Linked DNA regions of Homo sapiens: region 1 is linked to region 2. Evidence: chromatin loops called from intact Hi-C (ENCODE). Cell type or tissue: OCI-LY7. All regions are shown on one strand. Links, peaks and the distances in the headings refer to the core of each region. The heading gives the core; the rest is flanking DNA.

Region 1 (15,831 bases), core at 6,773-11,772, 88 kb before region 2:
CATTCTGGTCTTTCTACCTTAGTCTAATGGAATTAACCCTATGTTGCTGGAGGAAATGGTAATGGCCTTCCCTGAGGCAGTTGCCATGCAAGACAATGCTGATTCTCCTCAGGACCTGCTCCCATCACCCTTCTTTGTTTCTAAATTTACAACTAGACTTAAGGCCAAGCAAGTACCTAAAGGTGAGATCAAAGTGTCACCCGTGAGGAAGTGCACTATACTTTACAATAACTACTTGATTTTTCTATTTATGCAAGCAGAAATCTGGTGGATCACATGTGGGAATGGATAGTAAAGATGTGAGAGAATGATGGAAGGAACATTAAGTCGAATCGGGCCAAATTTATTTGTATGAGCTTGCTAAATAAAGATTTTGCATTTAATGTTGCAGCTTGGGAGTTAGAAAGGGCTCTAACAGTTTGGTTACTTGACTGAAACATGGATCTAAAGATAGCTCACTGCATGTGACTTGGAAATGCCTGAACTACCTTGGATTAACATAGAGGGAAGAATTCAAAGGCTTAGGAGAATTGGAATGGTAGAGTGGATTTTCCATTTAAGACCTACTCATCCACACTGGCTGGGTATTCTCAAAATACCTTTTATTTTGAGAAATAATTTGTGAGGTAAGGCCCAATATTTTTGAAGAGTTCCATGGCCTTTCTTCTATGTTGACCATAAATTACAGTGAGAATTGCAGACACTCAGTTGAACAACCTAAATACAGTAGGAGTAATTGGATCCTGGGATAGTTTGGATGTATCTCTCAAATTTCACATGTTGGAAACTTAATCCCCAAATTCATATGTTGATTGAAGGTAAGGCCTTTAGGAGGTAATTAGGATTGTATAATGTCACTGGGGAGGGGCCCCCATGATAGAACTGGTGGCTTTGTAGGAAGAGAAAGGGAACCTTGAGCTAACATGCATGCTCTTGCCCTCTAATTATGTAATGCCTTCTGCCATGTTATGATGCAGCAAGAAGGCCCTCACCAGATGCCAGCACTATGCTCTTGGACTTCCCAGCCTCAAGAACTGTAAACCAAATAAGTCTCTCTCTCTCTCTCTCTCTCTCTCTATATATATATATATATATATATATATAAATTATTCCATCTGTGATATTCTGTTATAGAACAGAAAATGGACTAGGACAGAAAACTGGTATTGGGAATGGGATTGTTGCTAATAACGGATACCTAAAAATGTGGAAGCGGCTTTTGAACTGGGTAATGGGCAGGGGCTAGAAGAATTTGGAGGATCAGGCTAGAAAAAGCCTGTATTGCTCTGAACAGAGCATTAAGGGTGATTTTTATGAGGGCTCAGGAGAAGACATGAAGACTAGGGAATATTTGTAACTTCTTATAGATTATTTTACTGGTCATGCTCAGAATGCTGATACAAATATGGATAGTAATGGCCATTCTGATGAAGTCTCAGATGGAACTGAGGAACAAGGTATTGGAAACTGGAGTAAAGGTCATTCTTGTTATAAACTGGCAATGGACATAGCTGGGTTGTGTTCATAATACAGAACTTAAGAGCAATGAATTAAGATATCTGGCAGAAGAAATGTCTAAGCAGCAAAGCATTCAGGTTTCTGCTTGGCTACTTTAAATTGCTTATATTAGGCTATGAAAATTAAAAAATGACTTAAATCTGGACTTTGTAATTAAGAGGGAAGCAAAGCAGAAAGACTTGGAAAACTCTCAGCCTGGTCATTTAAAGAGTAAAGTGTATTCAGAAAAGGAAACCAAGAGTGTAGCCCAGGGACTCTTTGCTAAAGAGATAGAAAGGATCATCCGGACAATGAGAGAAAGAGTCCAAAGGTATTTCAGAGATCTTTGAGGGTGCCCCTCCCATCACAGGCTCAGGGCTCTAGGAGGGCAGAATGGTTTTGGGAGACAGGTCTGAGAACCCTCTGTGGCCTCACTGCCCGTGGCTGCCTTGTGTCTCTGCTCTCTGCATCCCAGTGCAGCAATCCTTGGCCATTCCAGTTGTGGTTCAAGTGGTCCTGGATATAACTTGACCCCTCTGGGTGTGGCTTGACTTGCCACTCTGAAGGGTACAAGCCATATACTTTGGCTGTGTCTACATGGTATTAATTCTGTAGACCAACAAAATGTAAGAGCTGTGGGGGTATAATTGCATCCACCTAGATTTTAAAGAATGTTGCAGACTGCTTGGGAGTTCAGGAAGAGACTTGTCCCAGGGTTGGAGTAATCAGAGAGATCCCTCACTAAGGCAATGCCCAGCAGAACTTTGGGGTTGGAGCTGCCATAGAAAGTTCCCACTAAATCAATGCTTAGTGGAGCTCTGGGAGCAGGACTGCTGCAGGGATCCCAGAATGTACAGTCACTGGCAACATGCAATGCCAGCCTGTGAAAGCTGCAGGCACCACTGTGCAGCTACAACTTGAGAAAGCTGAAATGTGGCCTGAGTCCAACAAAGCCATAGTAAAGAGTGAGGCAGTTTTGGGGCCCAAAGCCTGCAGTGTGTCTAGGAAGCAGCACATACAGTGAAAGATTAACTTAATGTCTGCCCTATTGGGTTTTGGACTTGTTTGGGGCCTGTTACTTCTTTTTTTCTGGACTATTTCTCCCTTTTGGTAAGGGAATATGTATCTTATACTCTTCCACCGTTGTATCTTGGAAATGAGAAATTGTTTAATTTCACAGGCTTACAGCTGGAAGAAATTTGCCTCAAGTTGACTTGTGCCTTGAGTTTCACCCATATCTGATTCAGATAACTTTGGACTTTTTAAAGTTGGTGCTGGAACAAGAGTTTGGGGCAATTGGGATTGAATTATTGTGTTTTGCATGTGAGAAGAACATACATTTTGGAGGTGGAATGCTATGGTTTGAGTGTGTCGCCTAAATTTCATGTGTTGGAAACTTAATCCCCGAGTTCATATGTTGATTGGAAGTGATGCCTTTAGGAGGTAATTAAGATTAGATAAGATTATCAGATTGGGACCCCATGGCTTTATAAGAAGAGAAAGGGAAGCTTGAGCTGATAGGCACACTCTTGCCCTCTTGCCATATGAATGTCCTCTGCTATGTTATGGCAAGCAAGAATCTCCTCACCAGATGCCAGTGCCATGCTCTTGGATTTCCTAGTCTTCAGAATCATGAGCCAAATAAACATCTTTTCATTATAAGTTATCCAGTCTGTGGTATTCTGTTGCAACAGAAAACAGAGTAAGACAGGGAGTAAGAGCCAAGTGGCAACACTCAACTGCCAAAGGCATGGTGAAGATAGTTACTCTAAGGGACAGTAGGGTCAAAGCAGTAATCAGAATAGTCTGATTCTCGCAGACTGGTAAAGTTGGCCTGTTAATTATAGTGTTCCTAGAAGTGAAATAGATAGGAAGCTATTAAATTCTTACTCAATCTGTATAAGCAGACAAGTTCCAGGTAAAGTGAATCATAAAATTCTAATGAGAATCATAGAAACAGAATCATAGCCCCTCAATCAGTTCTCAGACTTGAGCCAGTTGACAGACCCAGAGCCCCTTGAATGAAGGGAAGACTGGGTCTCCTTGAGGAATGACCCTTGAACACAACTGAAAATGTGTACTGCTAATCTTTCTCTCAGCCTTCCTTCAAAGGACCTAAAGCTTATTACAATGATAATTGTGCATTGGAAAGAGGGCAATAATCAGGATTTGGGAGGAGGCTCTTGAACATTGACTCTGAACTAGCACTGATTCCATGAGGCCCAAAATGTCAAGGTGGCCCTCCAGTCAGAGTAGGGGCTTATGGAGGTCAGGTAATTGACAAAGTTTTAGCTCAAATTCATCTCGCTGTGAGTCAGGTGTATCCTCAAACCCATCCTGTGGTTGTATCCCCAGTTCCAAAATGCATAATTGGAATAGACATGCTGAACAGCTGAAAGAATCACCATACCTTTTCACACTTAACAATTATTAAGCCCATAATAAATAATAATAATATAATTAAATATTAAATAATATTAAAATAAATAATAAAAGCATTATACATTAACATAAATATTATTATATCATAGAAATAACGATTGCTAAATAAAAATTATAGTAATAAAAGTGGCACTCCTTTATTTTTTATAAGCCTTGTTAGTGTCTGTCTTGAAGATAGCTGAATTCTCATACCTGCTTCTGCATTCAATGTGTTGCTGTATGATATGTGGTTGATATGTCTGAAGAAAATCCAGCCTCATATAAATATGTGGTTGGACAAAGGAAGACTATTGTGATGGCATTTTCAAGTAATTGTGTATTTCTTTCTTTGATAGTACATAAACATTCAACAAGTGGAGGTTTTTTGAGGGTTAGTGATAATGTGGATCTGAAGCCATATCAGTGAACTTCTTGTGTTCTTTTATATCAGAATTCAGTGGCCTATTTTGTATAATACTTTGAATGAATATTTTACCTGGGCATGAAGCTAATCCAGAGCTCCACTTACAACACTGCCTTTTATAACATTCTGATGAGACTAAACATGAATTATAAAACATGAAACTCAGCATGAATTATAATACATGAAATGAAATAGGAATTTACTTGAAAAGAGCTAGAGGTTTCTAAAGCAAGTTGATGAGAACTGATAATAAAACTACAGACACTTTAGGGAAATTTCTGATTTTCATGCCTATTGAATCAGACTGTGGAATTGGAACTGTCTTGATAGTTCTATGAGGCTAATATATACTATTTCCTAGGTGCCAAGACATTCACTTTATTTGGCATTAAATATAAATAGCTATTCATCTATTGCCATTAACCAGCTAATTAACTTTATTACCATTGATAGTTTTTAAATTCTTCAGGTCAAGGCTATTGAGTTCTAATTTTTTTTTGGCAACATCTTTTTTTTTGATTATTATTATTTTTTATTATTATTACACTTTAAGTTTTAGGGTACATGTGCACAATGTGCAGGTTAGTTACATATGTATACATGTGCCAGCTCGTGTGCTGCACCCATTAACTCGTCATTTAGCATTAGGTATATCTCCTAATGCTATCCCTCCCCCCTCCCCCACCCCACAACAGTCCCCAGAGTGTGATGTTCCCCTTCCTGTGTCCATGCGTTCTCATTGTTCAATTCCCATCTATGAGTGAGAACATGTGGTGTTTGTTTTTTTGTCCTTGCAATAGTTTACTGAGAATGATGATTTCCAATTTCATCCATGTCCCTACAAAGGACATGAACTCATCATTTTTTATGGCTGCATAGTATTCCATGGTGTATATGTGCCACATTTTCTTAATCCAGTCTATCATTGTTGGACATTTGGGTTGGTTCCAAGTCTTTGCTATTGTGAATAGTGCCACAATAAACATACGTGTGCATGTGTCTTTATAGCAGCATGATTTATAGTCCTTTGGGTATATACCCAGTAATGGGATGGCTGGGTCAAATGGTATTTCTAGTTCTAGATCCCTGAGGAATCGCCACACTGACTTCCACAATGGTTGAACTAGTTTACAGTCCCACCAACAGTGTAAAAGTGTTCCTATTTCTCCACATCCTCTCCAGCACCTGTTGTTTCCCGACTTTTTAATGATCGCCATTCTAACTGGTGTGAGATGGTATCTCACTGTGGTTTTGATTTGCATTTCTCTGATGGCCAGTGATGATGAGCATTTTTTCATGTGTCTTTTGGCTGCATAAATGACTTCTTTTGAGAAGTGTCTGTTCATATCCTTTGCCTACTTTTTGATGGGGTTGTTTGCTTTTTTCTTGTAAATTTGTTTGAGTTCATTGTAGATTCTGGATATTAGCCCTTTGTCAGATGAGTAGGTTGCAAACATTTTCTCCCATTTTGTAGGTTGCCTGTTCACTCTGATGGTAGTTTCTTTTGCTGTGCAGAAGCTCTTTAGTTTAATTAGATCCCATTTGTCAATTTTGTCTTTTGTTGCCATTGCTTTTGGTGTTTTAGACATGAAGTCCTTGCCCATGCCTATGTCCTGAATGGTAATGCCTAGGTTTTCTTCTAGGGTTTTTATGGTTTTAGGTCTAACGTTTAAGTCTTTAATCCATCTTGAATTAATTTTTGTATAAGGTGTAAGGAAGGGATCCAGTTTCAGCTTTCTACATATGGCTAGCCAGTTTTCCCAGCACCATTTATTAAATAGGGAATCCTTTCCCCATTGCTTGTTTTTCTCAGGTTTGTCAAAGATCAGATAGTTGTAGATATGCGACGTTATTTCTGAGGGCTCTGTTCTGTTCCATTGATCTAATCTCTGTTTTGGTACCAGTACCATGCTGTTTTGGTTACTGTAGCCTTGTAGTATAGTTTGAAGTCAGGTAGCATGATGCCTCCAGCTTTGTTCTTTTGGCTTAGGATTTACTTGGCGATGCGGGCTCTTTTTTGGTTCCATATGAACTTTAAAGCAGCTTTTTCCAATTCTGTGAAGAAAGTCATTGGTAGCTTGATGGGGATGGCATTGAATCTATAAATTACCTTGGGCAGTATGGCCATTTTCATGATGTTGATTCTTCCTACCCATGAGCATGGAATGTTCTTCCATTTGTTTGTATCCTCTTTTATTTCATTGAGCAGTGGTTTGTAGTTCTCCTTGAAGAGGTCCTTCACGTCCCTTGTAAGTTGGATTCCTAGGTATTTTATTCTCTTTGAAGCAGTTGTGAATGGGAGTTCACTCATGATTTGGCTCTCTGTTTGTCTGTTATTGGTGTATAAGAATGCTTGTGATTTTTGTACATTGATTTTGTATCCTGAGACTTTGCTGACGTTGCTTATCAGCTTAAGGAGATTTTGGGCTGAGACAATGGAGTTTTCTAGATACACAATCATGTCGTCTGCAAACAGGGACAATTTGACTTCCTCTTTTCCTAATTGAATACCCTTTATTTCCTTCTCCTGCCTAATTGCCCTGGCCAGAACTTCCAACACTATGTTGAATAGGAGTGGTGAGAGAGCGCATCCCTGTCTTATGCCAGTTTTCAAAGGGAATGCTTCCAGTTTTTGCCCATTCAGTATGATATTGGCTGTGGGTTTGTCATAGATAGCTCTTATTATTTTGAGATACGTCCCATCAATACCTAATTTATTGAGAGTATTTTGGCAACATCTTAAAAATGTTACTTTGCCCATCTATGGCTGCTTTCCACCAACCCATTCAGCATAGGTGACATTTCCCTGCTATAGATTTTCTCTCCCTTTTACAGAATGGAGACTCATCTATACTCATTAACATTTCTAAAGGCTACTAAAGATGAATATTCTCATAAAAGCGCCAGGTCATTTTGATTTTGTTATTTTTCATTTAAATGATATGTATGCCGTGACTATGTGTAAAGTGGATCAGGGCTGAAGATACCACACATTAGTTGATTCCCATTGTGAGGAGAAGCATATGACAAGTTTTCATTCTAGAGTCCTTTTCAGTCTCCAGTTGCCAAGAAAGTTATGGATATACAGTTACGTGTCTCTTGATGATGGGGATGCATTCTGAGAAATGCATCGTTAGGCAATTTTGTCATTGTGCAAACATCATCATGTACCTACAGGAACCCAGATGGTATAGCCTGCTACACATCTAGAATATATAGTATAGCCTATTTCTCTTAGGCTAAAAAATTACACAGCACATTATTGCACTGAATACTGTAGGCAATTGTAACACAATAGTAGGTATTTGTATATCTCAACATATCTTTAGCTGTTTACATAGAAAAGGCAGTGCATTGTGGCTCTGACATTATGATGGCTATGCCACTAGGCGATAGGACTTTCTCAGCCTCATTATAATCTTGTGGAACCCTTGTCATATATGTGATCTATTGTTGGCTGAAATGTCACTCTGCAGCGTGTTACTGTCAATTGTTTTCAGTAAGAAAGTATGTTGATAAAAGTGCAATTTTTGTCCATGAAGAGGGGGAAGCATATTATCTTTTCTATAATTTTGTTTTTGTATTTCTTGTTTTCACTCAGAAGACAAGGCTGTCTGTCTTTATACAGAAGCTCCTTGACTTATTATGGGTTTAAGTCCCAATAAACCTATCACATGTTGAAAATATCATAAGTTGCAAATTCATTTAATACACTGAATCTACTGAATATCGTGGCTCACCCTAGAATTCTGTAAATGTGCTCAGAACCCTTATAGTACAGTATTTAATAAATTACATGAGATATTTAATACTTTATTATAAAATAGGCTTTGTGTTAGATGATTTGGCCCAGCATTGCCAGAGAATATTGCATCACATATTGCTAGCCCTGGAAAAGATCAAAATCCAAAATTGGAAGTACAGTTTCTATTGAATGTGAATCACTTTTGCACCATTGTAAAGTAAAAAAATCATAAGTCAAATTGTCAGAGGATCCAGGGGCCCTCTGTACTTTCTGTTGGCTTGACTATGACAAAGGGAGACTGATTTTGTTGCTAACTTGCACAAGTATATAAAACACAAGACGTTGGTATATAGTGTTACGTACATTTTAAAAATTACCAAGCACTTGAATGTCCTCTCAAACATGTGTACATATCTGTGGATCAAGTTCCTCCCTTAATTGTGGGTAAACTAAGCCTATTTATGCATAACCGGCTACCTTTCAGTTTTTAATAAGGTAAAATGCTGAATACTTATTTTTATAAAGTCTCTCTTGCTGACCTTTGTGGAATTAGTAAATTATGTTGATAGCTGGAACTTCATTTCTTAAGAGGTTTATAAACCTCTCAGGACCTTTGTTTTTTCTGCAAGTGGTAAAACCCAGGTAGAGCTGAGTAGAGAGATTTGTTTGAACTTTCAGTCCTAGCAGGTGTGGGGCTCACTTTCACCTCTGCTATTCACAATGTTCCTACGAACTCTTTGGTTCATGGGATTGCAGAGAGTCCTGACCTTCATTGCTTGAGCTGTGTTCCATTTCTGTGTCACCTTTCATCTTATGTTCTTGGGGAGCCTTTACAGAAAGAAAGGAACACAGCGCATCACTGATTCCCTCACCCCTTCTATGCACAGCTGACTTCAGTTCCTTTTTAAAGCCTCAGCTTGTGTCTCACCTCTGGCAGGAAACGTCCATCATCCTCTCTGCCCTCTGCTTCTGGGCCACATTCCTCTTATGGTATCTTTCACATGCCCCCATTATGACACAGTCCTCACACTGTGGAAAAAAACACACATCTTAAGTGTCTCTGTCTGTCTAGATCATGAGATAGAAGATTTCTTTCTCTCTGGTGCTTGGTACTGTGTCTGGTATAGTCAGTGAAGTGATCCAATGGTGCTAAATTGGCCCCACAGTAACCAGGCAGGGAGTCTGTGAAACGTCATGGCTTAGCCACCTGTGCCTTCAGAGTCTTGCGAATTAAAGGGAGAGGCTACACTTGAGCCAGTGGGGAGTGGGGGTGGAGAGAGGAAGTTAAACAGAATTTCAGTAAAATAGGGTCAAAGGAGTAGCAGAGCATAAAAGGACACTATTCTCACTAATATTTCTGAGATACTTGTGTAGCTAAGTCTGTACAAAAAAATAGTTGTTGCTAGGGTAGATGAGTCAAATTTCACATTTTAAGGTAAGAATATCCCAGTAAGGGCAATGGGGTTATATTATCTGATACTACTTTCTCTTGTTAAATGTTCTATTAATATTGCAAGCACATTGTATAAATTCCAGTTATCAACTATGTTGATAAAGAATGAAAAAAACCTCTCTTATGTTGCTATTTTTTTGAGGAATTGGCGGCAGGAGGGTGAATTTTTCCATAAAGGCAAGGTGGGGATACACTTGAATCCCCAAGCTCCTTGAGAGGACTCTTTGAGATCTTGTAGCACCAAAATGAAGCGCTCAGTGGCCACTTTTATAATACTCTAGTGAAATCTGGGATTTAGTTTTTCTGTAAATTATTAAATAATTTCTCAAATAAATATACATTATTTAATATTGATTTCTCAGGAGCTAGTACAATACTTAATATATAGAAAGAGGCCAGAAAATATTTGTAAATATCTCTCCTAGAGATTTACCCAGAGCAGCCATATGATAGTCCCATCTCTCCAATGAGTAATGGTAACTTTTTCTTCTTATTTTTCCATCCCATCTCAACGTCTAAGTTCATCTAAAATCATTGGAATTGGATAAGATCTTTTAGAAGACCTACACTTTTGGCATCTCTCCCTGTTCTTGCTGCCTCCTGTAGGCTCTTTATTCTTAGAATTGGAGGAAGTCTGTGGACATCAGATGAAGATGGAAAGACTTTCAAAGAATAATGCTGTCTATATACTGGAAATGAGAAGGAACTCATTAAAAGCAAATTTAACGTGACAATATCCAAGGAGGACACTATATATTTCTTTTCACTTTGGGCAGGCATAAACCTAGGTCAGCTATCTCCTCCATCTCCTTCCTTTGGGCAAATTTCTCGATTCAATTTTATCTTTTAGAAAAATGGCATGTCTGTGGAGGAGGCTGAGGGTTGAGATCTTAAGCAACACACTCTGATATTGGAATGTTAAAAATAAATGCCTCACACAGCAGTTTGCCATTTGAAGAGACTATCATGAAAAGATTGAGAAAGTGGTTGAAATCAATTTAGCTGTTCTTTATTCTACAATGAAGAAAACAGAGTTCACATTATTTTGGTAAAAAATATTTTTGAAACAATCAGTTTGTTAGGTGTGTGAATGAAATTTACCACTAAGTCATAAAAAACCAAAAAACCCAAACCAATGGAAAACCTTACCCCAACTTAACCCTAAGCCTCAAAGGCACTGAGGCACACATATTTTAAGAATAGATATGCACATTGAATTTCTTCTCACACATCCATTTGTGAATTAGGGTCTGATTTCTCATTTTTAGATCTCATGTAAACTTGTTGACACCAGTGGGTAAAAGTGCTGAGCGTGTTTTATAGAGAAGAGTATTCTCATTATGTATGACCTGGGGCAATGCTTTACAGATTTTGGTACCAACAAAATTGTTTCTGTTTGAGTGCCCACAGAAATGGACTTTCAGACAGGCTTTTAGTACAAAATAATTTATTTGAGAAATGTATGAAATGCCAGAAGGGAAATAAGGAAGTGAGATGGGAAACGGAAGGCAATCAATAGAAGGTACATCATCAAGCCAGTTACTACTAATTGCCATTATTACATAATACCAGGGGGAAATTGGGAAATGGTGTAGAATGTACACTTCACAGCTATCCCTCCTGGGGAATGTGAAATATGTACATCTATATACCTATGTCTCTATCTATCATTGATCTATCTCTATCTATCTATTATCTATCTATCTATCTTCCATCTATCTATCATCTATTATCTATTATCTGTCTTTAAAAAATCTATCATCTATCATCTGTCTATTTAATCTATTATCCATTTATCATCTATCTTTCAATCTGCTATGTATCATCTATTATCTGTCAATCTATTGTCTATCATCTATTATCTGTCAGTCTATATTATCTATCATCTATTTTTCAATCTATTTATTTATTATCTATCATCTATTATCTATCTATCTATCTATCTATCTATCTATCTATCTATCTATCTATCTATCTATCTACCTATTTCTCTATCTTATCGTCTATCTATTGAGCTAAGTATAAATTCCTCACTCCTATCAGTCATTGGTTGAAGGTTGCTCCAGAGGGGTTAATTCCAGAAACTTCTGGCCTACTATTTGCTGAGGTAGTCCAGGCTTTCAGAAGCTTCAGAGAAAAGCCCTCAGGCAACAAGATTTTGACAGGTGTGTACAAATTGGCCCCTAGACACTGAGGGCACCAGCATATGTTGGTGCATCTGAGGGGCCTACTCTGCATCTACTGTGGTAACCATTTGGTTTCTGAGAGGGCATTCCTGTGTTGACCACTGAAAGTGTGAAATTTCTTTAAAGTTTTGTGTTTTAAGATACCAATAAATGTAAAATGTGCATTTTGTTTCATAATATATTTGTTATTAATTATAAATATGAGATGTTTAAAATCACTTATCAGTAGAATAACATAATGTTTTGCCCAACCTAAAATTTTTTTACATGAAAGAAATGTCTTAGCCTGACTTCCTTTGAAAGCAGAGCTTAAGACAAGTCTTGCATGCAAGTTTATTTGGGGACTAATTGCAGGGGCCAGGGGTGAAGGGCTAGGGGCATAGCAAAGCTAGGAAAGCCAAAATAAGGATGAGCTATCAAGTTGGCTACTGCTGCGGGTTGAATGGTGCTGGATGTTGCTGGGATCATCTAAGAAGCCTATCAAAATTAAATATATTTCAGAACTGTCCAGCGTGGGGACCAAAGTGGAAGCACGTATCCACTATCGGTTCCCCAGTGGTCAATGGAAACCCCATAGGCATTAACTATGCTCCCTACAATGTGGTGCACACCTGAGTGATGATCAGATTCAGACAAGTCCTGGGATAAAAAGCATAGGCCAAGGTTCAGAGTTGTCAGATTACATTTTGGGAAGGTGGTAGGAGCCTGTGCAGAACTGATTGCTGTAGCAGGGGCTGAAGTGTGGGGTGGGCGGGCTAGGAAGACCTATAATGGTGCACGTGAAGTGCCAATACAGTGATGCTTCAGGAACATGTGAATAAGAGTTGAGGATGATAAGAGGCATACTCTAGGGGGAGGTGTGTGGTTATTGATATGCTACTCCTTTGCCAAGATCCAGCACTCTTTTGCAGAATCCAGATGCATTTTGACAGTCTCTTTCTGTTAAAAGAAATTCAAAATTCATTCTTCCTTTCCCCTCACAATCATTTCTTAATTTTATATTATGATACAGAGTTAATTTATTAGCCTTTCAAGGTTATTTGTTAGAATCATAAGTTTTAAGACCATTTGAGAAGATTCAACATATATAAATAATTTTTCTTTCAAAATGTAAAAACCCATTAATATGAAAACATATGGTATATGTTTCATAAAACAAAACAGAAAATGTAATTACTTATAAATAATCTTCAGTTTGACTCTATTCTCATCATAGCCCACATTCTCCATTGTTACTCTTGAAAATGGAACCCTGCTTTTCCAGTATCCATGTAAAGGAAAGGCAATGAAGAGGTGGTCTAATTCCAACTATGCTGGCAGCTACAGCTCTCTCGAGCTAGAGACTCAGAGGGAGTCAGGAGAATCATTTATTAGACTAAATATTCAATGTGTAGTGTCATAAAGTAATCAATACTACATCAGCTGCTGCTGGCCATCCCAGCTCTATTATCTGTGAAATGGGCTGGCATGACATTGGACCCAGGGGAAATGGGAGGAAAGCCTCTGGTCAAAGGATGCTTTATTTTACTCTACAGAGAGATGTAAAATGCATATAAATGAATGTTTAAATATTTGATTTAAGCATTTGGTTTTATTGGTTTGAATACACTATGAGTTTTATTACCTCAGTGAAGAAGTCTTTTCAAAGAAAGATTATGGAAAGCCTTTTCAGCATGTGTGATTCCCCCCAAAAAAGATGCTTGTACTGTTTTTTTTAGTCATTCCTAACAATTAATACTACTGAGTCCTAATGAAGAGGATTATAAAATGTTCCCTTACTTGTGACCACTTCAAATCAGAAGGTATATATGATTTCCTCACCCATTAAGCAGGCATAATAATCATGCTTTAGTTTAGTATACACGAGATTTAGAACAGTGCTTGGCATATAGTAAGCTCTCAGAAATGGTAGTTGTTAATATTATTATGTTTATATGTTGTAACCCGCTTTGGTTACCATATGCTTGTCTAAATCTAGGCAGTAAAAACATCCAAACATTCCAAGCAAATAACAGGCTAAATAAAGATGCTATTAACAGTACTACAACTATAGTTAATAACATACTGCATGCTTGAAAATCACTAAAAGAGTAGAATTGAAGTGTTCTCACCACAAAAAAATGATAAGTATATGAGCTAATGCATATGTTAATTAGCTAGATTTAGTCATTCCACATTGTATTCATATTTCAAAACATGTTGTACACCATAAATGTATATAATTTTTGTCTATTAAAGATAAATTTAAAAAAACAAATAATAATAAACAAGAACACAACTATTTTTAAACCTAAAACTTTAACACCAAAGGCAATGCATAATTTTGAAAATGAAGTATGTGGAAAATTTAAGCCATATCTTCAATTATTTCTCAAATATCCTCAATGTATATATTATAGGTAAAATGTACCAGAAACAAATTTCTTCATTTATTCAGCAGATCTTTAGTGAATTTCTACAATGTGCTAATGCATTAGGTGCAGAAGATTCATCAGTGATGAGGACAGTCAGAGTCCCTGTCATCAGTGGGCTTCAACTATAATGAGAAAGACAAGACAATGAAAAAGTAAGCAAATATATAAATAAGGTAACTATGGATTGTAATTAGAGTTTAGGAAAAATAAACATAATGAGATAGACAATATCTGTGGGAGGCTACTCTAGAGGAAGGCTAGTGAAGACTTCTCTGAGGAGGTGACATCTTTGCCAAATGTTGAGAATGAGAATGTCAGTCAAGTGAAATGGGGGTAAGAGGAGAGGAGGGAGAGGAAGCATTTCAGATAGAAAGATCAGCACATGCAAAGTCCTAGAGGAAGAAAAAGAGTTGGTGTGTTCAAACAATATACAGGAAGGAAGACGATGTTCTTGCACTATTGTGAATGAGGGGAGTGTTGTGCAGAGTGAGGTTGAATAGGGCACAAACCTATGGTTAGAAACTTGGTTTTATTCTGAGAGAAATAGGATAACATTGAAGGATTTTAAGCAAGGGATAATGCAATCTAACTTATCTTTTTAAATATCTTACTATTTTATGGGGAATGAGTAATTGGTGTTGTGGGAGTGATACGAAACAGAAAACCAATTCAGAGACTGTGGAAGGAGTCCTGGAAAGAAACAGTGCCTGGAATATGGTGGCTGTACAGATGGAGAGCAGTGAAGTGACTTGAGATGCGTTTTGGATCTGTAGGACTTGTTGATGGCTTGGAAAGAATGGGGAAAGAAAGAGTCATTGATTTTGGCTTGAATAATTCAGTGGACTGTGGTTCTGTTTCCTGAGTTGGGAAGGACTTTTTTGTCTTATGAGATGCCTATTACACATTCAAGAGGAGTTTGCAAGTAGGTGGTGGTGAAGTCTGGACTTTGATCTAGGTATAAATTTGAAATTTGTTATCATAGATGATATTTAAAAGTGCAGGAATGAATGTGACCACCGAAGGATGCTGCTGAAGAAATACGTGTAATAAGAACAAAAAAAAGTGATCATGGATTTGGCAACAAAAGGTTGTTGGCAACCTTAATAGATTGAAAAGTGACTTGAAAATAAGAAAGTAGAGCTAGCAGATGTAGACAATTCATTCAGGGAGTTTTGTTGAGGAAAGAAGGAGAAAGAGAACATGCTGGATTGGGGACTATGAGCTTAAGAGAGTTTTTGTTTTTTTTAAGATGGAAGATAGTGAAGGTATATGGGAGACAGTGAAAATATATGTAAAAATATATGGGAGATAGTGAAAATATGTGTGGAAATGATCTGACAGAGAGAATGGGTGGATGGTAGGGCATGGGGAGATGGCTGAAGCTGTGCACTTCTTGAGAAGGTGAGAGGGTTGGAGCAAAAGCGCCTGTGGAAACAATTTCTTTTGGTAGGTGTAAAGACACTTAAAATTGCAAAGAGGAAACATGTGCAGAATTGATTTGCACTATGAAGGAATTCTAATCTAGTAGTTTCTATTTTTTTAATGACTCTGTGGCAACATCCTCATCGGAAAGGATAGAGAGGAGGTTTAAAGAGAAAGGAAGGTCATCTTGGAAGGGGAAAAATGAACTTACTTGGGAAAAATTTTAACGTTGCTGGGGATTGGTATCTGATCATTTTAGGTCTGTTATC
Region 2 (15,831 bases), core at 4,204-9,203:
CTGGAAAGGAATGATACAATCAGAAGAAATGACAAATGCAGAGGCGAAAAGTGGGGATGACCTTTATGTGTTCGAAGGCAAAAAAGTCCACTGTGAACAGAGAGTAGTGGACAAAGTGAGAAGTGGTGGACGTTGATGTTAGTTAGATTCAGATCTAGTTTTGATTTTATTTTTTTGCATGGGAAGTGATTAGCTTGTTATTAGTAGAGGTATAACCCAATTTTTGTGTTATAAGGATCATTTGGCTACTGCATGGAGAATGAACCCTCAGAAGAGAGTGGAAACAGAAAACCCACCAGGATGCTGTTAGCTTGAATGAGAGTTGATGATGTCTTGAATTAAAATTATAGCAGTGAAAATGGTGAGAAGTGGTCAGATTCTAGGTGTATTTATTGGTGGAACTGACGCAATGTCCTGGTAGATGGATTTGGGCTGTGAGAAACATAGAAGAATCAAGGATGATACAAAGGTTTTAGTCTGATCAGCAGGGTGGATGATGATATCATTTCTGAGATTGAGAAGACCAGGGAAAAAGTGACTTTAGAAAGTCAAGAATTCTTTTTTTGATACATTAAATTTGAGGTAGATATTAGATTTTCAAACAGAGATGTAGAGTGGTTGGATATACAAGTCTAGGGTTTAGTGGGGAGATTGGGATTAAATATTTGAATCTGGGGATCATCAAAAATATGGATGCTATTGGAAGCTGTAAATGGGATGAGATTGTCTAGGGAGACTAGAAAGAGAAGAGGGCCAAAAAGAGAATCATGGATAATTGAATAAATCTGAGAGTGAGAGAGGTCAACAAAGTAGACTGAAAGATAGAAAGCAATGTGCTAGGGGAAAAATCTGGAAAATTAAAGTGACACAGATGGTTAGAGAATACAGAGATGACAGAATTAGCCAAATGTGTCAAATGCTGCAGGATATCTAATAGGAGGAAAGATAATTGACCATTGGGTTGGCAAAAGGAGGGCCATTAGTTAACTTAAAAAAAATGGTTTTCAAACAGTGGTGAGGGAGTTTTATTGAAAGTAGAAAATGATGACGAAGTTACCAAAAGCAATTGTATCAAAAACAAAAATTAGCAAATGGGACCTAATTAAAGGGCTCCTGCATAGCAAAAGAAACTATCAACACTGTGTGGTGGTCCACACCTGTAATCCCAGCACTTTGGGAGGTCGAGGTGGGTGGATCGCTTGAGGTCAGCAGTTCAAGAGCAGCCTGGCCAACATGGTGAAACTCCATCTCTACTAAAAAATACAAAAATTAGCCGGGCATGGTGCAGGTGTCTATAATCTCAGCTACTCAGGAGGCTGAGGCAGGAGAATTGCTTGAACCTGGGAGGTGGAGGTTGCAGAGAGCCGAGATTGTGCCACTGCACTCCACCCTGGGTGACAGAGCAAGACCCTATCTTAAAAAAAAAAAAAAAAAAAAAAAAAAAAGCAATAAACAGATTAAACAACCTACAGAATGGGAGAAAATACTTCCAAACTAAGCAGCTGAAAAAGGTCTAATATCCAGAATGTATAACAGACTTAAATTTACAAGGAAAAAACAACCCCCTTAAACAGTAAGCAAAGGACATAAACAGATACTTTTCAAAAGAAGACATACAGGTGGCCAAGAAGCATATGAAAAAATGTTCAACATCACTAATTATTAGAGAAATGTAAATTAAAACCACAATGAGATATCATCTCACACCAGTCAGAATGGCTATTTATACTAAAAAAGTCAAAAAATAACAGATGCTGGTGAGGTTCCAGAGAAAGGGGGATGCTTATATACTGCTGATGGGAATGTAAATTAGTTCAGCCATTGTGGAAAGCACTGTATCCAGTCCTCAAATAATTTAAAACATAATTACCATTTGACCCACCAATCCCATTACTCAGTATATACCCAAAGGAATATAAATCATTCTACCATAAAGATACATACACACATATACGTTCATTACAGCACTATTCACAATAGCAAAGGCATAGAATAAACCTAAATGCCTATGAATGATAGACTGGATAAAGAAAATGTGGTACATACACTCCATGGAACACTATGCAGCCATAAAAATAAATGAGATCATGTTCTTTGTAGCAACATGGGTGGAACTGGAGGCCATTATCCTAAGTAAACTCGGGAGCAGAAAACCAAATACCACATGTTCTCATAAGTGGAAGCTAAACAAAGGGAACACATGAACACAAAGAGGAGAACAAATGAGACCAGGGCCTACTATAGAGTGGAGGGTGAGAGAAGGGAGAGGATCAAAAAACTATCAGGTACTATGCTTACTACCTGGGCGATGAAATAATCTGTACACCAAAAGCCCAAGACATGTAGTTACCTATATAACCTGCATATGTCCCTCTGAACCTGAAATAAAAGTTAAGGAAAGTGAAAAATTGTTAGTTCCTTCTGTGACGTGCCCCCAACATGCCTAGAAAAATACAAGTAGGGGTTCCTTAATGGGGTTATACAATTGGTGCTTTTTTTTTTCCCCCTGTCTCCAAGGCTCTGTGGTATGCTTTGAAGCTAGTTTTAAGTAGCCTTCCCTCATATTAAATTGGAGGTTCAGGATTAGGATTTCTCCCACCAAATTGTATTCTTATTCAGAATAATAGTAAAATAGCCTCATACTACTACCTTATGGTATGTTTCAGCTGATTCAGTTGATAGAAAACCATGTAATTTTTCAGCTTAATTTAACATTGTATCTAGGGCAAGCTCCAGGAGAAATTAGGTAGTGAATGCCCTGTTTTGTAGCTGGTTTATGGAAAATTTGAATAATTTACAAAAACGTACTTTTCTGAGATATCAAGCAGTTCGTTGAATTATGTTGGCATTCCTAAGCACTAACGCACATAATGAGAGAATATACTCCATTATACATGACATCTGGACTGGGAACAAAAACAGAATGTCAGCAGATATAGTAAAGGTTATAATAATGGTTACAGCCAATCTGGCTGACAATACTGTGTGTTCTTTTGACTGCTCGTGGGTGAACAAGACAATCTTTTAAAAGCAAATAAACACATTAACACAAGATAGGCAATGTTTTGAGACAGTGCCAAGTTGCAAATATCGTGTATGGACTCCTCTCAGGGGTTTTGAATTTGGGGAAGTACGTTTTGGGACATGTCATTAAATTTGCTGAAATGTGGCGCTTTCTTTCCTCTTCCCTATAGAGAGAAGCTGGAAGTGTTTAAGGGTTAGTAGCTCATGCCAAGATGTGGATGTTGATGTCCTAGTTGTTTCCTGACTCCCCCTCTGCGAGCATATGTTCGGCTTGGCTCCTCCGCATTGTCTGGAGGAGGCTTTCAGAGTGGTTCTGGGCAGAGCTAGACACTTGCTGAAGAGCATCTGATCCCACTTCATTTCCCTATAGCCTGGCTTACTGTGCCAATCACCAGTGGGAAGTTGGCAACTTGAATTCTGGGCTTTCTCCATGAAGTGAGGCACCACAGCATTTGCATGTATGACATTGTGTTTGTGGGTTATTAAAGAAGACATTTTGACTTGTTTTTGCTAATATTTGGGCAATGGAAAGATGCTCTACATATTCCATAGTCAAAAGGATCATCAGGACGACTGTGACATAGAATACACATGAAAATACATGAAGTAAAGCCCATGAAAACAATCAACTCTAAGGTGCACTCTAAAGAACTAGTTGTTGTGATAAATATTAGTGTTTCTCAATGGGTAAAAGTATTTACTATAGAGCAGTGTTTGAAAACTCAAGTGTTTCAAGTCCAGGGAGGCAGCTTGAACATTTGGGTCAGGATGTAACTGTTAGGAGTGGCGGGTCTTAGAGAAAACTGGTGATTGCACACCCAGCCATATTCAATTAGAGAACAACACAATAAAAGCCATAAAAAAGACCTTTGCAGGATAAGAGCCTGCTAATTGCCAGCTAGTGACATAATAGCAGAGAGTAAATAGAATTTTCCAGATGAAACAAAGCTTTGAGATTATTAATCTTTCATTTCACCAATAAATGAGGTGACATCTCTCGATTAAAGTCCCATAGGTACTTAGGGATAGGACTAGAATACAAATGCCTGGTGTTTTCTGTGTCAAGCTGTGTAAGGCAAAGACTGAGACCTAAACAGTACAATTATTTAACTCTGATAAAATAGTATGGTGCTACTGTATATATTTTTCTTTTTCTCAGAGGATAATGATCAATCTTTGCAAAACCCACTTCTAAGCCCTGATCATAAAACTCTGTTTTTAAAGACAACATTGTCTTCCGATTCTTCTGTATCTTATTTTTTAATTTTAATTTTTTAAATGTTTGTGGGTACATAGTAGGTGTATATATTTGTGAGGTACATGAGATATTTTGATACAGGTATATACTGTATAATAGGGTAAATGGGACATCCATCACCCCAAGCATTTATCCTTTCTTTGTGTTACAAAGTATCCAATTATACTCTTTTAGTTATTTAAAAATGTAAGTTATTGTTGACTGTACTCACCCTGCTGTGCTATCAAATACCAAGTCTCACTCATTCTATCCATTAATAACTATATTTTTGTACCTATTAGCCATCCCCATTCTTCCTCTATCACTACTATCCTTCCTAGCCTCTAGTAACCATCATTCTATTCTCTATGTTCATGAGTTGAATTATTTCAATTTTTAGCTTCCACAGATGAGTGAGAACATGGGAAATTTGTCTTTCTGTTCCTGGCTTATTTAACTTAACATAATGTCCTCCAGTTCCATCCATGCAGTTGCAAATTATAGGATCTCATTCTTTTCTTATGGCTGAATAGTACTCTAATGTATATATGTACCACATTTTCTTTCTTTCTCTTTTTCTTTCTTTTTTCCAGATAGAGTCTCTCTCTATCACCCTGGCTAAAGTGCAATGGCAGCAATCACGGTGCACTGTAGCCTCGACCTCCCAGGCTCAAGCTATCCTCCCATCTCAGCCCCTTGAGTAGCTGGGATTACAGGCGTGCACCACCATGCCTAGCTATTTTTTTTTTACTTTGTAGAGATGAGGTCTCACTATGTTGCCAAGCTTCGTCTCCAACTTCTTGGCTCAAGCAATCCTCCCACCTTGACCCCCTTAAAGTGCTGGGATTACAGGTGTGAACCACCACACCCAGCCACATTTTCTTTATCCATTCATCTGTTGATGGACACTTAGCTTGCTTCTAAATCTTAGCTGTTGTGAATAGTTGAATAGTGCTGCAGTAAACATGGGAGTGGAGACACAAAACTGTTGGAACCAAATTCATGTTGTTTTTTTAGACAGGGTTTCACTCCTGTTGCCCAGTCTGGAGCGCAGTGGCGTGCTCTTGGCTCACTATAACCTCTACCTCAGCCTCCGAAGTAACTGGGACTACAGGCTTGTGCCACCATGCCTGGCTAATTTCTGTATTTTTAGTAGCGACAGGGTTCCACCATGTTGGCCAGGCTAGTCTGGAACTCCTGATCTCAAGTGAACCACCTGCCTCGGCCTCCCACAGTGCTGAGATTACAGGCATGAGCCACTGCATCCGGCCCAAATTCTTGTGTTAAATAATGTCACAGGAGAATATATTCCTGTTTCTTACATTATAAGTGGAATTTGCCTGGAATTGGAAAAATTTGAACATGTAGGAGAGACAGGGCTATTTATAAATGAAAATTCAATGACAAACAGTAAAGAAATACATCAAATGAATCATTTGTGGTTGTACAACATAGACCTTCCACATTGCAGGAAAAATGTGACCAATTTTTAGGTAATATAATTTAAACAGAAATGTTACTTTTAAAAAATGAGAACTTTTATACTTCGGCTTCAAGTGTCAATTGTAAAACCATTTTGGAAATAGTTTTGCGTTTTACTTAAAAAGTGAAATGAGTGAACACTCTAAGGCACAGCTCTATAGCTTGGTGAAACTCACATGTATGTCAGCAGACACATCAATGTTCAAAGCAACATCCTTAAAAGCAAAAAACAGGAACAAGCCAAATGCACATCTACATTTGCAGTGGATAAATTGTATTGCATGCATATAATGGAATAACATATAATGTGAAAATGGACTACAGCTACATATATTAGTAAGAAACAAAAGGTGCCTTAAAAATATATACACAGAATTTCCTTTAAAATTTAAAAAGCAGCTGAAACTGAGCAACATGTGGATAGGAAATTCATGTGAGTTTAAACCATAAAGAACAATAAGGGAATAATTAAGGTAAAAGTAAGGATAGTGGCTAACTCTGAAGAGAGGGACAAAGGAGGTATAAGCAATCAGGTAGGGAAACCGGGGGCCTTAGGGATATTGATAATATTCTGTTTCTTTAAATGGTGGCATTCACTGATCTTATTCTTAAAATATATATTCATCTTTTATATAAATTTTATGTCAAAAGTATAATAACTGAGCAGAATAATTGGTAAGAAGTATTGAGTAATTATTGTCTTGAGTTTTTTCCCTTCATTCTTGACTGATAGTTTGGCAATTGATTATAGATAATGAATTATACACAGTCATGCACCACATAATGTTTTGGACAACGACAGACTGCAGATACAACAGGGGGTAAGATTATAAGGGAGCTGAGAAACTCCTGTGGCATAGTGGCATGTGGCAGCTGTCTTAACATAGCACAGTGTGTTATCTTTTCTATCTTTAGATATATTTAGACACACAAATACTTATCGTGTTACAATTGCCTACAGTATTCAATACAGTAACGTGCTGTATATGTTTGTAGCCTAGGAGCAATAGGCTAAACCATATAGCCTAGGTGTGTAGTAGGCTATACCATCTAGGTTTGTGGAAGTACACTCTATGTTGTTTGCACAATGACAAAATCACCTCAGCAACACGTGATTGACTGTATTTAATTGTATTAAAAATGTTTGTTGTAGAAAAAAATGGAAAAAATGAAGTTTGTCGTCTTAACTTTTTCTAAGTTCAATTGTTATCATTTTTACCTCCCAGTCGTTTTTAGCAGTTTTAAGTATATTCAAATTGTTGTGTGACTGATCTCCAGAATGTTTTCATCTTGCAGAAGTGAAACTTTTGATTCATTAAACAACTCCCCCTTTCCCCCTCCCCCAAGGCTCTGACAACCACCGTTCTACTTTCTGTTTCTGTGAATAGGTTCCATGAATCTGACTACTCTAGATACCTCATGTAAGAGGAATAATACAGTACAGTAGACTCCCCTTACTTGTGGTTCCACTTTTTGCAGTTTGTTACCTGCTGTCAACTGTGGTTTGAAAATATTAAATAAAAATTTCCAGAAATAAACAATTTGTAAGTTTTAAATTGGGTGACATTCTTTGTAGTGTGATGAAATCTTGTCCCATTCAGCCCAGGATGTGAATCATTCCTTTGTCCAGCATAGCCCTTCCGCATATGCTACCTGACTGGTAGGCACCTAGTAGCCATCTCAGTGATCAGATCACCTGTCCAGGTATTGCAGCGTTTGTTTTCAAGTAACCCTTATTTTACTTAATAATGGCCCCAAAGTACAAGAGCAGTGATGCTGGCATATTGTTATAATTGTACTATTTTATTATTAGTTATTAATCTCTTACTGTGCCTAATTTATAAATTAAACTTTATTGTAGGTATGTATGTACAGGAAGAAACATCATATATATAGGCATCATTAATACCCTTGGTTTCAGGCATCCACAGGGATCTTGGAATGTATCCCCTGACGATAAGGGAAGACTCTTACACTTGTCTTTTGTGACTGGATTATTTCACTTAGCATAGTGTGTCCAAGATTTATCTGTATTGTAGGATGTGGTCAGAATTTCTTTCCTTCTTAAGTCTAAATAATATTCCATTGTATGTGTATTAGTCTGTTTTCACACTGCTGATAAGCACATACCTGAGATCGGCTAATTTACAAGAGAATGAGTTTTAATGGACTTACAGTTCCTCGTGGCTCGGGGGGCCTCACAATCATGGTGGAAGGCAAGGAGGAGCAAGTTACATTTTACGTGGATGGCAGCAGGCAGAGAGAGAGCGAGCTTGTGTGGGGAAACTCCCCCTTATAAAACCATCAGATCTCATAAGACTTATTCATTATCATGAGAACAGCATAGGAAAGATCTGTTCCCATGATTCAGTTACCTCCCACTGGGTCCCTCCCACAACACGTGGGGAATTCAAGAAGAGATTTCAGTGGGGACACAGTCAAACCATATCAGTATGTATATACCACATTATGTTTATCCATTATCTGCTGGTCAACACCTACGTTATTTCCACCACTTGGCTATTGTGAATAGTGCTGCTACAAACATAGGTGGGCAAGTAAGTCTTTGAGATCTTGCTTTCTTTTGAATAGAGACCCAGATGTAGAATTCCTGGATCATACGGCAATTCTATTTTATTTTATTTTTTTTGAGGGTTATCTTTTATAGTGGCGGTACAATTTTACATTCCCACCAACACTATTTTTCCCATCCTTGGTAATTTTTTCCTGTCCTTACCAACATTTAACTTCCATTTTTTTTTTTTTTTCTGATAGTAGAATTCCTAATGGGCGTGAGGTGATATCCATTGGGGTTTTGATTTGCGTTTTCCTAATGATTAGTAATGTTGGGTCCCTTTGCATATACGTGGTCATTTATATATCATCTTTGGAGAAATGTTTATTCAAAGGATTTGTCTGTTTTAAAAGCTTGGGCTGTTTTCTTGTTAAAGGCATTTTTTTTTATATTCTGGATATTAACCTCTTATCAGATACATGATTTGCAAATATTTTCTCCCATTCTGTAGGCTGCATTTTCACTCTGTGGATTGTGCCCTTTGCACAGAAGCTTTTACTTTTGTTGCCTATGCTTTTGTTGTTATATCCAAGAAATCCTTGCCAAATCCAATGTCATGAAGATTTTCCCCTATTTTTCCTTGTATGCTTTACAGTTCAGATCTTTTAGGTCTTTGATCTACTTTGAGTTAAATTTTGAATGTGATGTAAGGTAAGGGTCCAACTACATTCTTTTGCCTGTGGATATTCAGTTTTCTCAACACCATTTGTTGAAGAAACTGTCCTTTCTCCATTGAATGGTCCTGGCATCCTTGTTGAAAATCTTTCGGAGATTAAGAATTATGTATATATGTTTAGCACCTTGAAGACTTCGTTCAGCTGTTTCCAGCTTTCAGTTTTTGAAGAGTCAGCTTTCAGTTTCATTGTTCTACTTTTCTAGTTGCTTTAAAGATCTTTTAAAATTGTTTTTGGTTTACTATGAGTCTAGGTGTGGATTTCTTTCTATTAACCTGGCTTAAGATGTTCTGGGATACCTAAGTCTTTGGATGGGTGTCTTTTGTCAGCTCCCCATCAATATTTCGTCTGTTAGAGCTTCTGTTCCATTCTTTGTAGGATCTTTTGAAAATCTTAGTAGTTTTTTTGTTGTGCGTGAGACAGGGTTTCGCTCTGTCACCCAAGCTAGAGTGCAGTGGCATGGTCACAGCTCACTGCAGCCTTGACTTCCCAGGCTCAAGCAATTCTCCTGCCTCAGCTTCTCAAGTAGCTGGGACTACAGGAGGCACCACCACATCGTTAGTAGATCTTTATTATACCTTCTCACTCCGAACTTCATGTTTCACAACATCTCAGATGTCATATTTTCCATCTGTCTCTTTGTGTTTCATTCTGCATTCAATCTTTAGCTCTCTATCTTTGAACTTACTTTCTTTTCTGCCATATCAAATAACTTATTTAACTCTTCCTTTGAATTTCTCACTTTAATATTATACTCTTCCTTTCTACTTAACTGTTTTGCATATCTGCTGGTTCATAGTTTTGGTACTTGCTTATTCTGCCATTATATTCTTTTACTAACTGCTGTAGACTGAGTGTCTGTCCCCCCAAATTCATGTGTTGAAACCCTAATCAAGAATGTGATGGTATTTGAAGGTGGGGCCTGTGGGAGGTGATTAGGATTAGATGAGGTCATGAGGGTAGAGCTCTCACAGGGCTCTTAGGAAAAGAGGAGGAGACAGAAGATCTCTCTGCATGCATACACCAAGGAAGGCCATGAGATTTTGTAACCAGGAAGACAGCTTTCACCAAAACCTTGACCATGTTGGTACCCTATTCTTGAACTCTAGAACTGTGAAAAATATTTGTTTAAGCCTCTAAGTCTATGGTAATTTATTATAGTAGCCTGAAATAAGATATGATATCTGTTCTTTTTTAACATTAATTATTCATATTTTACATTGATAATTTAAACACCTGCAGTTTTTGTGGAACTGATTTGTTTAAGTCTCAGTCACACAGGCTTGTTTCCAGTTGTGATTTGTGTTTCAATTGTGAGCTTATGCTTGTTGAGACTTTTATCTGTGGGAATTCTTTGGGGTCTGAGGTTGAGGTCATTTCTACAGAGAGCATTTGTTTGCCTCTGTCTAGCATCTGAGAGCACTACAATTTGGACTACCTTAAATTATTTTCTACTCGAGGTTTTTCAGGCTGTAAAAATAATGTAAAGTCTGATCTCGCATCTGTTATGAAGTTTGCTTTATTGTTAGCAATTCTCAGGCAAGACATTTTTTTCTCTCCACCCATGGCCTAGGCCTAGTCAGGCAGTTTTCCTCACTGTCTTCCTTCATAGGTGCTTTTATTTATGTAGTTCACTCTTTGTCTGACTTGTCATCTCTTTTGAGTGCCAACTTTTTGGAGGATTGTAATTTGACATCTCATCTTCTGGGATCCTTAAGCTTTGTTTTCTCAATCTCATGTTTATCAGTAAAAACCAAGTGATCTGCAAATGCTTTTTGGAAATCCACTGGTGATTTCAATACTTGGTCTCTCTCTGGATTCGCTCTTTTCTTGTCACTTTTTGCCTTTCAGAGTTTCCCCACTTTCTTGCTAGGTTAGATGAATTTTAAAAGATATTTTTAAATCCTGCATCTTAAAAGATATGATTAGGTTAGAGAATATCTTGCTATAATGCTGGGCATAGAATTCCTATGTGACTTTTATATTCGATATTTCTGTGTATTAAAACTATAATCACTTATAATTTAATGTGCTATCGTATTTATTGAAATTGAATAAACTGTATCCTCTGTTCACTTTTTGGATTACTGGGTAATTCCAAAATTCAGTTTTATGAAATGTTTTTATGCTCATATTAGCTGCTTAATAGATGGATGAACTCTGAAATCTCAGTGTCTTAATGTAGGTGAAATTTATTTCTTACAAAAATTCTCTTGGTGGTGGTGGAGAGAGGGTGGCAATTTTCTTTCATGGAGTATTCACAGACATGGGCTGATAAAATCACTTCTTCCATACATGACTTCCAGATGGCAGATGGGGAAGAATTATACTAGAAGTTTTTTTGAACCAGGTGTAGAAGTGCTGTACCTAGCTCCTGCCTAGAACACATTGCCTCCTATTCACTTACAGGACCAATATTGGAGAGTTGGGAAATGTAGTCCTTGGTGTGGAAGTCACTTCACAGCGATGGCTCTGGACCTTGGAAGGGGAGCCTGAATCTTTGGTAGACAGCTAGTCTGTCCCTACTACAGTCCTATTCTTTGGCCACCAAGTATCTATCATGTGCCCTTCTTTGTATACACAGAACACATTTACCCCTTTCCCCAAAGAGAAAACCTGAAATCCATCCCAATTACACATCCAGTGTTAAGTTTAGAATCCCTCTGTGATGTGCAGTTTTTTCCTTCAGGTCCATATGTGGCTTCTTGTGGCCTGGCAACTCACGTAGTAAAAGATAAGTTAGGTGTCTCTAGGATGTTTCTTTAGATGTAAGAAGTCTTACATGAACCTCATGAATTAGTCTGCCAATTTTATCACGTATTATCTGGCCCCATCCATATCTAATATTTCTCTGTAACCTCTTCTTTCTTTACAAAACAACAACAAAAAACCAACAAAAACAAAAAAACCCTGTGTTTTACCCCAGTCACTTTTGCTCTCAACTGTTTTGGTGCCAGGAATACTCAGCAGTTTTTTTGAAGTGAGATAAACACTGATGTCTTCTGTGTCATGGGGTCCCTCCACAGGGTTGCTTGCATTCCTGAAGTGTTTGCACTTGGTAGGATAACTCTTCCTGTTTCAAATCTTTCTTATGTACCTGAGTGCACACCAGCTGTGAGTAGAGTTGGGTAAGGACAGGCTCCAGTTCCAGCTGCCACTGTGTGCCTCTGGCCACGTTGCTAACTCTGGTTTGTGATGTCAGAGTCATTCATTTCCCCAGATCCCTTCTCCTTTTTTGGCTCATCTCTTGCAGAACTCTCAATCTTGCTCCAACACATCTTGCCTTTTCATGGCACCTCACTTTCTACTCTATGTAAAGCAGCATATATAAAAACAGAACAAAACACTCAATTTCTTATGGGAAGAGATGTTACCTAGTTTTATGTGCTGATATCTGTGTCTCAGCTCTTACCCAGGCAGGAGAAACTAGAGCTTTTTTCAGTGCTTTACTATATTTTATGATAGTCATATAAAATATTTTTTCAGAATAATTTTCTTTAAACCAAAATGTCCCAAATGAATGTATAGCACTGAGAACAAAATAAATGAGGAGAATGGTATTAGAAAAAAATACCTTATATCAATTCATAGTTTTCCCTTTACGTAGGTGTATTGTCTTTCTATAATAAAACTAGCATGAGGCATACGGGCATGTGGAGCAGATGAATCAGCCCCTCTGTCCACTTGCCTGGAAGTGTGGCCTTGAAGAAACAGCAGAACTGCTTTGGATAAGATGAAAATTGGGCCCCACGTGGAACTCATTAACTTAGGAAAATAGAAACCAGATTATCTGGGGATTCAAAAACTGTATTGTGTTGCGTTCTTCACCTTGTGTTTAAGATTCTCTTGGATTGGTTTGTAAACTTTGGCTCCACTGGGCTTCTGTAAGGTCAGAGGCATGCTGAGAATTTTGATACCAGGAATGCCACCAGGAGCTTTTGTGTTCCAGGATGATATCTGAAGGAAAATAACTTGTCTCGGTGGTTAATTGCTTTTATTTTGGGATCCACCTTTCTCCTGCCATCTTTTTTCCTTTCTTCTACCCAGAATACTATAAAGACGGCAGATAGGCAAGATGCATAACTTTAAGTTTGCCGAAGGGGGAAAAAAAAAGGCTAATCTTTCCTCAGCCTAAGGGAATTGCTAAGCAATCAGAAGTTTGCTAATGAGCACAAATAGACCATCTATTCTTGAAGATGCAATGAAGAAAAACATCTAAAATAAACTCTGGAGGAGGAGGAGAGAAGAAATAAGAGATTCACACTTCCGCATTCTTTTCAGATCAAAAATGTTGAGAGAAAAGTGAGAGTACTTGAAAAGTTAAGAAGTTAAAGCATGAATGAATTAATTGTTTTAATGAAGGGTGGCTGTTTATTCAATAAAAATATGGCAAAATATAGAAGAGGTCCAAGAAGACAAGAAAGAAAGTATATAAACTTTCCAATAATTTGAAACTTGAAACTGTTTAAAGTGCCATTTTGAAAGTTTTAAAGGGAAAATCTCTTGTTACTATCGAAGAACTTCTAAAATATTATCAAGCCCCAAAAAGAAAAAAAAAGTATCTATTTGGTGATAATCAGTGTGAAACTTGATTTATACTCTTCCAAACTTATTTAACAATTCAATTGATACATTTAAAGTGAAATCTTAAAATGGACTATCAATATTTGGGTGGCAGATATAATATTGTACTGATGGCAGCCATTTATCTAAATCTTGTCTTAAAAATGATAGCTATTTCCCAGCTTTCCAAATCCACAGTTATTTAGGGCAAAGAATTCCTGCTGGCTGGCCAGTTGCCGGGTTGAAGAACTAGGATGATGCTATGTAAAATAAAGGGAAAACTGAAGGAAACAGGGAGGCTGGATCCATTTATATCAGTGATATGAGAAAGGGGCACCAGAATTCTGTAGGACCAGAGTAGGAGAAAGAGGTCTGAAGAAATGGAATAGTCTTAGAATAAGAGAAAAGCAGACAGGAAAGAATCTCAGAAGTGTTGCCATGAGTTTAAAATTAGGTCCTCTTTCAGGTACTTTGAGTTGTATAATAAATGTTGTCATATATTTTCTACATACTCTTGGTTATTCTTTAAATGCAGCAGAATAAACATGGCCATGTGGAAGCCTCTCCTATGTTTATGTATATTTATGTAACAGTTCCCATGATGGACACTAGTAATGAAGATCGTTGATAGCAGTATCATAAGTTTTGTAAAAATTTGTCATGAATTACTTAAATACTGAGTGTCCAGTAATAATTTGAAAATGATTGTTTTTTTCCTCACTGTCCTCCTGGCCATGAACATCGTTAAATGCAAATGCAGTGAAATGAATAGGCTTTTGTAATTGTATGTTGAACAATGAGTAAAGGGTAGGAAAGAATTGTGTTTGTATTTTTTTCTGTGTTTTATGTACATGTCTACAACAAATTATATAGCCCAATTTGGGTGTTTAAGAGGCGTGGAAGGAGTAAAAGTTGAGAACATGACTATTATTCTGTTAAGGTATTTTTCAGTTTTCTTAAGGCCTTTGGATTCTGTATTTCTTAGGCACTAAAAATTATGCTACTTGAGCAAGTCTTTGGGAAGGTCTGGGCTTCAGTCCAGGCACCTGCAGGGCTGGCTCATGCAAAACAGAGAAATACGGGCAATTTATCTCTGGCAGTTTCCTTTTCAGCATCCCTAGTTTCTTGCTGTGCCTCAACCATCAAGGATTATTCTGCCATTTGTAAGTTGTCCTTAGTTCCTATCAGGGGTAAGTGAATTTGTCTTTAGTTCCTATCAGGGGTAAGTGAATATGACCCTGTAGGAATAATTTTTTAAATAGGAGACCCTTAAAAGACTAAAAAGTTTTTACTAAGAAACTTCATTTACTCTTTCATTCATTCATCCATCCATCCATCCATCCATCAATCCATCCGTCCGTCCATCCAATACCTGTATAATGACCAAGTGGTAATGAGTTAATGCTTCTTGAACAGTTAGCACATCCCAGGAACTGTTGTAAGCATTGCATCTGTATTATAAACTAATTTTACTTTCACAACGACTGTATAAGGCAGGAGCTATTGTCATCATTTTCTAGGTGAATTAACAGGAATAAATGTTACATGACTTCCCCAAAGTTCTGCAGATAGTTAGTCAGGTGATCAACAATGAACCAGACAGGCTGAATGGGCCCAGGGAGCAGTATCATTTTTAATTCTTCAGGTGGACTAAATTATGTAGCCAGGACTGAGAAACGCTGCTATCAACTAATTGCATCCTACCAATTTCTTTCTTAGGAAGAATATGAAGTCAAGGAAGACCATCCACAGAAAAGATGCTTGCCAAACTCCCAGGTTCCTGGCAGAATGAATAATGTGAATAAAATGCATGTTTAGTCCAACAGTCCTTCTTAAGTGGTATATAAATAAATAGTATACAATAATAGATTTTGTATGGTGCAATTGTTTTTATTCAGAAATGTAGATACATAGAAATACAGTATCTTAAAAACATAGGAAGTTCCAGGGCTGCCCACTTACTGCTTCCTGTATCAGGCGGCATGAGAGTTACTGAGGATACAAAGATGAGTGAGACACTGCCCTGTAAAGCCATAATTGAGTTCACCTTTATGAATCTGTGTCTTAATTCTGACACATCATTTGAAAGTCATTTTTGGGGTAAAGGGGAAGGAATCAGGAGAAGATTAGAAAAATCTCCAATGACATCTTAATTATAAAGGTAGGGGAAGCTTTGTTTTGGAGGGCACTTTATGTAGAACTAAAGTATTTTACATAATCCTAGCTTTCCTATCTGCTTCTCCAGCTTTTCCAGAAATAATTATTGGTGACCCATG

Evidence for each region. Peaks named below come from ENCODE experiments on the same cell type or tissue, not always from the same donor. Only the 100,000 strongest peaks of a DNase experiment are listed, where the experiment ranks them.
Region 1: a loop joins it to region 2, with 4 times the contacts of the local background. A loop is called at or near these places in 2 of 110 quality-filtered maps.

What each region holds. Positions count from the first base shown.
Region 1 is chr1:193,440,111-193,455,941 of GRCh38, forward strand. LOC124904475 (a long non-coding RNA gene) reads left to right here and starts at 14,175. Exons shown (of 9, transcript XR_007066777.1): 1 at 14,175-14,292. In OCI-LY7, for the core only: no CTCF peak of the experiment used is centred there; DNase peaks (open chromatin) are centred at 9,011 and 9,301; H3K4me3 peaks cover 1,570 bases; H3K27ac peaks cover 2,449 bases.
Region 2 is chr1:193,530,774-193,546,604 of GRCh38, forward strand. The region is part of intron 3 of LOC124904475 (a long non-coding RNA gene); the gene reads left to right. Among named protein-coding and RNA genes, the nearest start is that of LINC01031, 230 kb to the left of the region's middle. RefSeq lists enhancers at 9,082-9,291, 9,542-9,611. In OCI-LY7, for the core only: no CTCF peak of the experiment used is centred there; a DNase peak (open chromatin) is centred at 7,078; H3K4me3 peaks cover 1,495 bases; H3K27ac peaks cover 1,990 bases.